Linked DNA regions of Homo sapiens: all the other regions are linked to region 3. Evidence: chromatin contacts called from ENCODE Hi-C or POLR2A ChIA-PET data. All regions are on one chromosome and are shown on one strand. The core of a region is the stretch at or near the end of the contact, and the rest is flanking DNA. Distances in the headings are between cores, read along the strand shown.

Evidence for each region. Hi-C counts contacts between places; a loop is a spot of excess contacts on that map. ChIA-PET counts read pairs that join two places held with the same protein, here RNA polymerase II (POLR2A). Pooled maps may share reads with other maps.
Region 1: a loop to region 3 is called in a pooled map, with 7 times the contacts of the local background. The contact joins the promoter of KRT10-AS1 here to the promoter of CNP in region 3. A Hi-C loop is called at or near these places in 4 of 50 pooled maps. POLR2A ChIA-PET finds 5 or more read pairs at or near these places in 2 of 52 experiments (CD4-positive, alpha-beta T cell and naive thymus-derived CD4-positive, alpha-beta T cell).
Region 2: a loop to region 3 is called in a pooled map, with 10 times the contacts of the local background. The contact joins the promoter of NBR1 here to the promoter of CNP in region 3. A Hi-C loop is called at or near these places in 4 of 50 pooled maps. POLR2A ChIA-PET finds 5 or more read pairs at or near these places in 2 of 52 experiments (AG04449 and MCF 10A).

The regions. Positions count from the first base shown.
Region 1 is chr17:40,817,706-40,820,405 of GRCh38, reverse strand. KRT10-AS1 (KRT10 antisense RNA 1) reads right to left here and starts at 1,261. Exons shown (of 3, transcript NR_160888.1): 1 at 1,198-1,261. KRT10 (keratin 10) reads left to right here. Exons shown (of 8, transcript NM_000421.5): 4 at 1-144; 5 at 232-357; 6 at 672-889; 7 at 1,245-1,619; 8 at 1,924-2,289. The coding sequence ends at 1,930. RefSeq lists an enhancer at 1-751.
Region 2 is chr17:43,169,912-43,172,611 of GRCh38, reverse strand. It overlaps NBR1 (NBR1 autophagy cargo receptor), which reads right to left and starts at 1,398. Exons shown (of 21, transcript NM_005899.5): 1 at 1,310-1,398. It overlaps LOC101929767 (a long non-coding RNA gene), which reads left to right and starts at 2,209. Exons shown (of 2, transcript NR_110868.1): 1 at 2,209-2,486. LOC124900391 (a long non-coding RNA gene) reads left to right here and starts at 1,648. Exons shown (of 2, transcript XR_007065760.1): 1 at 1,648-2,196. It also overlaps a transcript of BRCA1 not described here and the pseudogene BRCA1P1. RefSeq lists enhancers at 1,258-1,367, 1,688-1,797, 2,048-2,097, 2,368-2,577.
Region 3 is chr17:41,965,540-41,968,277 of GRCh38, reverse strand. CNP (2'',3''-cyclic nucleotide 3'' phosphodiesterase) reads right to left here and starts at 1,483. Exons shown (of 4, transcript NM_033133.5): 1 at 1,391-1,483; 2 at 1-210. The coding sequence starts at 1,393. ODAD4 (outer dynein arm docking complex subunit 4) reads right to left here. Exons shown (of 12, transcript NM_031421.5): 12 at 1,775-2,738. RefSeq lists enhancers at 1-451, 452-1,009, 2,111-2,210 and silencers at 981-1,170, 1,301-1,740.

The sequences.
Region 1 (2,700 bases), core at 12-2,511, 1.1 Mb after region 3:
AATGTGTCCACTGGTGATGTGAATGTGGAAATGAATGCTGCCCCGGGTGTTGATCTGACTCAACTTCTGAATAACATGAGAAGCCAATATGAACAACTTGCTGAACAAAACCGCAAAGATGCTGAAGCCTGGTTCAATGAAAAGGTAAAGTAATCTTCCTTATAGTGAAACTCATGGAGGTTTTATCATTTCAGAATTTCCTCACCCTTTTCCTTGTTTTTAATACTCTAGAGCAAGGAACTGACTACAGAAATTGATAATAACATTGAACAGATATCCAGCTATAAATCTGAGATTACTGAATTGAGACGTAATGTACAAGCTCTGGAGATAGAACTACAGTCCCAACTGGCCTTGGTATGTTAACTCTCATGAAATGACTTCAACTTTATCATACAAAGTTTCATGCTCACCTAAGAATATGCAATGCAACAAAAAAATGCAGAGTTGGAGGTAAGAAAGAGAAAACAAAGTGAAGCTCATGTTAATGGAGGAAAAGTACTACTAGTGTTGATCTAAAAGTGCTGAAACTGAAATGGTGCCATTAAACATACAACAAATTCTGTTCATTTTCTTATTCTTCTATATAATGCCTTACTAAATAATCAAATAAGCGTCACCATACTCAACTGAACAAGGAAGTCACTAAGCCACAAAAAAATCCGTTTCAGAAACAATCCCTGGAAGCCTCCTTGGCAGAAACAGAAGGTCGCTACTGTGTGCAGCTCTCACAGATTCAGGCCCAGATATCCGCTCTGGAAGAACAGTTGCAACAGATTCGAGCTGAAACCGAGTGCCAGAATACTGAATACCAACAACTCCTGGATATTAAGATCCGACTGGAGAATGAAATTCAAACCTACCGCAGCCTGCTAGAAGGAGAGGGAAGGTAAATTTTAAAATGAAAAGTTATCCCAGTTTCTTTTATTCAATATTCCAGATAGCAAGGCTTATCTAAACCCCAAGAAGATGCCAGAGAATGAGAGGAAGGGAGGAGAGAGGGTAGAGTACAGAAAAAGGAGTACGCAACCGCAATCTCACTTTCTCATGAATTTGGCCCAAAATGATTCTTAAGAGTTCTGTGAACTTAACATTGTTTTCAAAGGATGGGTTTTAAAATATATACCTGGCAGGGTTTTATTTTTTCAACACGTTTTGCTTATTTTCTAAATTAACGGCAACTGGAAAGCTACCCACCGTTTTCCAACGTTAGAGATAACCGAATGTGACCTCACCCCGTTTAGTTCCGGAGGCGGCGGACGCGGCGGCGGAAGTTTCGGCGGCGGCTACGGCGGCGGAAGCTCCGGCGGCGGAAGCTCCGGCGGCGGCCACGGCGGCGGCCACGGCGGCAGTTCCGGCGGCGGCTACGGAGGCGGAAGCTCCGGCGGCGGAAGCTCCGGCGGCGGCTACGGGGGCGGAAGCTCCAGCGGCGGCCACGGCGGCAGTTCCAGCGGCGGCTACGGTGGTGGCAGTTCCGGCGGCGGCGGCGGCGGCTACGGGGGCGGCAGCTCCGGCGGCGGCAGCAGCTCCGGCGGCGGATACGGCGGCGGCAGCTCCAGCGGAGGCCACAAGTCCTCCTCTTCCGGGTCCGTGGGCGAGTCTTCATCTAAGGGACCAAGGTCAGCAGAAACTAGCTGGGGTAATCAGAATTAGTTTTAACTTCCTGTGATGGTTTTTTTGCGCTTTAAGCTCTAGAGTTGTTTTAAAAAATTAAAAATCTTAGAGACGGTTCCGTTTGCATTTGTTCACAAACTACTCTTAACACCAGCCGTGAAAAATGGCATGATCAAAATGTCATACCTTAAGCATTTTTTTGGGCTTAACAATGTAAAGTTGAAATTTCCTTCTTTTTACAATATTTGCTTGTTAATTACTAAGGATCCCTACAGACTGTTTAAAATTTTTTTTCCATCATTCACACAGATACTAACAAAACCAGAGTAATCAAGACAATTATTGAAGAGGTGGCGCCCGACGGTAGAGTTCTTTCATCTATGGTTGAATCAGAAACCAAGAAACACTACTATTAAACTGCATCAAGAGGAAAGAGTCTCCCTTCACACAGACCATTATTTACAGATGCATGGAAAACAAAGTCTCCAAGAAAACACTTCTGTCTTGATGGTCTATGGAAATAGACCTTGAAAATAAGGTGTCTACAAGGTGTTTTGTGGTTTCTGTATTTCTTCTTTTCACTTTACCAGAAAGTGTTCTTTAATGGAAAGAAAAACAACTTTCTGTTCTCATTTACTAATGAATTTCAATAAACTTTCTTACTGATGCAAACTATCCCAATTTGTCAGAATTTATCTTTACTTAAGTACATAATACTCTTTAAAATTAAAGATTAGTAACCCATAGCAGTTGAAGGTTGATGTATCCAGAAATTCGGAAGACAGAACTATTGTCATGCCTTTTCTAAGTTTTTTAATCATGTATGTTCAGACCACCGTCAGTAAATTCACTGAGTAAAGTCTGTAAATCCCCAATATTACTCTTTAAGATACACAATATGTGGAAGGCTCCCAGCTCTCTGGCTTTAAATTATTTCAATCCTGGAAATTCTGGAATATCTCAAATAAAACCCCCAAAATAATAATAATTGGAAATTTTATATTTTCTAATTACCTGACTTCTCACCTTTGCCTTTTCTTACTTTCTTCCAGTTACTATATTACTTCTTCCCAATTGTTATATAGC
Region 2 (2,700 bases), core at 149-2,648, 1.2 Mb before region 3:
TAGTATTCATTCATATGAAATGTAATTATTGGGGTCCTTAAAATTTGAGAATCTTTGTCAATTCCCCAGGACCTTAGGCAAAAAATCAAGGAAATGAAGTGACTCAGTCCGCCAAAAGTGGGTATTCTGAAATATCACTTTCCAACTTCAAGAAACACACTTCCCTACTTGTGAAGGAAATGAATCTTCCTCTCTTTTTCTCAAATTACACAATTGGAAATTTAGATACTCTGGAGCTCCTCCAGCTGGTGGGCCAACTAAGAGAAAACAGGAAGTGGGAGATTCTAGCTTGGCTGGACCATATCCAGGTCTTCATAAGGAACTCTCTTTGGCTGACATGTAAAAAAATTCTTTCAGCAGGAGCATTAATCTTAAACGTGTGTAAACACCAAAGCTATGGTTAACCCTATCTGCCCCTTAGGTCTACAGCCAGTAGAGTCAGATAGCTGGGTCTTAGGCCTTCAGCTTTCATAACTGGCATTATTGTAAGTCCATGCCACTGACTCACCTTTGCTTGGCACAAGTTAGCTTTTCCTCCACGTCGATTTTTTTTTCAGCCTCAACAAAATCCCTTTAATGAAACAGACCTGGCAACCTGAGCTTTGATTACTGTCTCCACCAGAGGCCTTTACAAGCCAAGTTATCCAGGCTTTAAAATGTGTGACCTGAGGCCGGGAGCGGTGGCTTATACCTGTAATCCCAGCACTTTGGGAGGCCAAGGCACGAGGATCGCTTGAGCTCAGCAGTTCAAGCCCAGCCTGGGTTGGTCTTTGAGAAAGCAAGACTCTGTCTCAAAAAAGTGTGGCCTGAAAGCTGAGTGTTTGACAAAAAGGAAAAACAGTGCCTTTCCAAAACCGAAGGTCCCTAACCAAGGAGATCTCTTTAAGGTCTCGAAAAAACGAGGATGGGATGAGAAGGATGTGTAAGTAGTGTCATTTTTTTACTTGCAGAGTTCATCCTAGTCTTCCAGTTTTCGTTTCCTAGCACTCCATGTTCCCAAGACAGTGTCACTACCCCGAGGGCTCTCTCATTTTCTTTGCCTAGGCCCTCATTCCACTGGGGAGTCGTGGCCTTCCATCAGTAGAAGCCGGATGTTCTGACCCACAGACTCTCCAACTCTCCGGCGCTTCTCGCCAACTCGGTCCCTCTGAACATGAAGGGCTCTCTCATCCTGTCACTAAAAAGATTAGCTGTCCCGAAACACGGAAAAAGTCGCCCCTCTTCTTTGCAGGATTCCTCCCTTGAACTTCCCCAAACCCTCTTAGCGTGACGTGACCCCACCCCTAGGTAACCGCAGCTGCTTCCTTACCAGCTTCCCGCCCCCGGGGGGCGCCTGCCGGAGGCCAATGCAAGGACCGTCCGCTACCGGCTCTGCCGCTATCCCTGTGGGGTGAATCTAACATGGCGGATAAAGACAGTAACTAGTCCCCTGTTTCTCCGAGTGTTCGCCAAGATGATTGGCTCTCACCACTTGTCCCTCAAAACGACCACGCCATTGATTGGTGGAGATTGCGTCGATGGGGCGGGGCAGAAGCAACCTGAACCCGAACAACAATAACAAACATTGAGGCTGAGGGGCGGAACTAGGAGTGCGCAGATGTGGGCCAGAGCGGATTTCCCCTTCCCCAGGCAAATTCGGCGCCCACTGCGTCCCCGCAGGCCACTGACCTTAGAGGACTACTTGCCCGAGACTCGTGGGGCTGGATGGGAATCGTAGTCTTCCTAGGAGTTGTAGGTATCTTTTTTTGGCCTAGTCTCTGCTCTCAAGATAGGAGAACATAACAACACTCCAATCCATTACTGTTGACATGTATAAGCCCGCGGAGGTCTCCAATCTATCCACTGGATTTCCGTGAGAATTGTGCCCGCTTTGGTATTGGATGTTCCTCTCCATAAGACTACAGTTTCCAAGGAACAGTGTGGCCAAGGCCTTTCGTTCCGCAATGCATGTTGGAAATAGTAGTTCTTTCCCTCCACCTCCCAACAATCCTTTTATTTACCTAAACTGGAGACCTCCATTAGGGCGGAAAGAGTGGGGTAATGGGACCTCTTCTTAAGACTGCTTTGGACACTATCTTACGCTGATATTCAGGCCTCAGGTGGCGATTCTGACCTTGGTACAGCAATTACTGTGACGTAATAAGCCGCAACTGGAAGCGTAGAGGCGAGAGGGCGGGCGCTTTACGGCGAACTCAGGTAGAATTCTTCCTTTTCCGTCTCTTTCTTTTTATGTCACCAGGGGAGGACTGGGTGGCCAACCCAGAGCCCCGAGAGATGCTAGGCTCTTTCTGTCCCGCCCTTCCTCTGACTGTGTCTTGATTTCCTATTCTGAGAGGCTATTGCTCAGCGGTTTCCGTGGCAACAGTAAAGCGTGGGAATTACAGATAAATTAAAACTGTGGAACCCCTTTCCTCGGCTGCCGCCAAGGTGTTCGGTCCTTCCGAGGAAGCTAAGGCCGCGTTGGGGTGAGACCCTCACTTCATCCGGTGAGTAGCACCGCGTCCGGCAGCCCCAGCCCCACACTCGCCCGCGCTATGGCCTCCGTCTCCCAGCTTGCCTGCATCTACTCTGCCCTCATTCTGCAGGACTATGAGGTGACCTTTACGGAGGATAAGATCAATGCCCTTATTAAAGCAGCCAGTGTAAATATTGAAACTTTTTGGCCTGGCTTGTTTGCAAAGGTCCTGGCCAACGTCAACA
Region 3 (2,738 bases), core at 234-2,733:
CACGATGACCCGTGCCAGCGTGGACTTGCCGCTTCCTGGCAGGCCGCGCAAGATGAAGAGCGTCTTGCACTCTAGCAGCGTGGCCACTGTGTCCTCATCCTGAAGGAAGGGAAACTGCAGCTCAGGCTTGTCCTTGGCCCCTGAGGATGACATCTTGCGGAAGAAGATCTTGGGCAGGAATGTGTGGCTTTTTCGGGAGAAGCCTCTGTTCTGTGTAAGGAGGGGAAGAGATGTCAGCCCAGGTCATTCGCGGGCTCCCCGCCGGCCTTACCCCTAGTCCCTAGACTGGTTGTGGGTGCCTTCCCAAGCGGGGCAGTGCTGGACCTTCTTTCCCTTTCGGTCCGGGAGCACCTTTCCGCTTCTGGTCGTGGAGGAGGAAGAGGGAAGCTTGTCTGAAGCTCTCCTAAGCGTGCGCTTTCCCCATTCCTGCCACTTCGGAAAGGTAAACGTGCTGGAGGCATGCGGGGCGCGCCAGGAGCCTGCGGTTCTGGGACTGGCCTCACTCTTATATGCTTGGCACCTACTAAGGACGTCCTCTTTGGAGGTGGGGGTCTCTGTGTCTGGGCCAAGCCACAGCTGCCACGGCTGAGTGCACAGAGAAGGGGGGGAGTGGAGAAGGGTTACCCCAAGACTGCCTCCCTTCCCCCAACAATGGCCGCAACAGATAATACTCTCTTGTCTGGCATGCGGGTACAATGGTCCCACAGAAGGGCTGGTGGGGGGCAGGGCAGGAGAGCACTGGACAAAGGCCCTCTTTCACCAAGCCTGCCACCTCCTCCTCTACCCTCTCCCGGCCCCCACAAAGTCGTGGTCTTTGTGCCTGTCCAGAACAGGGCAGCACAGGGCACCTGCAATTAGGATCCAGCTCTACCCGCCGCTGTGCTGTGTGTCAGAAGCGCCTCTCGGAGCCACTTGTTTTCCTATCTTCTAGAAGCCACAAGGGACGGCAGCTTTTACCGTAAAGGGTCCCCTCCTCTGAACTGGCTCCACCTCCCGCCCGCACCCGGGCGCGGGGCAGCGGTTCCGCGTGATGAGACTGGGCCCGGGGAGGGGGCGCCGAAGCGGCTGCCCCAGCGCGGGCCTGCGTGGGGTCGGGAGCAGCTCCCGGGCTCCCGGCCCAGGCCCACCCAGGCTCCCAGAGGCGCAGCAGCTTCTGCGGTCCCGAGTTCCCTCCTGAGAAACACCACCGTTTCCCTTTACAGCGGCCTCTCCGGCACCCCAAAACCCCTCCGCTTCTCCCAGACCTCAGGGCCGCCCTGAGTACCAAGAAAACTGGAAGTCGAACCCGGAGCCCCGGGTCCTCGTTTGCAAGACGCTTCCTCCCGAGGGGCCCCGACACTCGTTTCCCGCCCTGGTGCTACCCCGTGCCCGGCCCCGCCCGGCCTCTCACCATGATGAGGAGGGGCGCCACCGTCGCCGCCTCTGCCGGCACCAGCGCTCCGGGGCCGCCCGCCTGCGCGGAGGGACACGGGAGTCCAGCGGTGGCACGACCCGAGCCCGGCCGCTTTACATAGCCCGGGGGGCGGAGCGGGCACCCGGGCGGGCTGGGGGCGGGCCGTCTCCTCTGCGCGCAGGCGCTGCGAACCAAAACCCGAAACTCTCGCCGCGCGCGGGAACCTCGGCCCGGTCCCGCCCCCTGCGCGCGCCTGCTCCCCACGCGCACCCACCCACTGCGCCTGCGAGCTGAGCGGCCACTAGCTTTTTCTGCGTGTTGAGGGGTAACTCAGTCACCCTCCCCGGTCCCGTGGATTAGCAGGAAGTGAGTGAGGCAGGGTCGTGCAAAGTCGGATCCTGTCTTTAATTTTTGATATTTTATTCATCATGGACTTTTGCATTAATTAAAAACTTTTTTTTTTACCACATTGGATTAAAATATTATCATGCAATTTGCTGGCATTCCGGTAAACTCTGCATCTGAAATGCCTCACTGGCCTCATTCGTCCAGGCCCTGTGCCAGCCGAAAGTCAGTCTCAGCCCCGACCTTTCCTTCTAGGAGCTGTGGAGACAGACCAGGATGGCAATGGCCAAAGGGACAGATGAGTAACGGAGTGAAATCCTAACATCCTCTGAGGCCAGATCCTCAGCTGCCACCTCCTCTGTGAAACCACTGAGAGCTCCGTTGGATTTTTGAGTTTCCTGTCCAAGTGCTGTGCTAAGCACTCAGTCCTCGCAGCAACCCCTGAGGCAGGTATCCCATTGTTCAGAGGAGAAGCCAGCTTGGAGAGCCTGATTTACCTGATTATGCCACCCAGAGGTGTCAGAGGCGGAGTCTGTCTGCCCTCCCGACTCCCAGGCCACTCCCCTATCTTTGGCCTCACTCCCAGCATTCGCTTGGTTCTGGCTTGCGGCATTCTCCTACCTGTGACAGCTGGGGCCGCCCCACCACTGTTCCATCCATAAAGCCTCCCCGCTGTCCTGCGCACTGGAGGGACTCAGTCAGTCACCGGTGTGTGGGAAGCACCTCTCCTCCCAGGCCTTCCCCTCTCCTCCCTGTGACTTCTTGTTCCCTGTAGCGCCCGTATCTTCACCCTCCTGAAACCCTTTCTTCTTGGCACCTTTCTCATTTCTTCCACGATGCTCTTCCAAGAATGGGCAGGGGTGAAGAGGCAAAGTGACAGACTCAGGGTTTGCAAGAGTGAAAGACACCTATTTAATGGCAAAATAGTGATGGAAAGCAGCAGAAGTAAAACCCTCATTTTTCCTATAACAGACAAATCGCTTGAAAATCCAGTTTAATA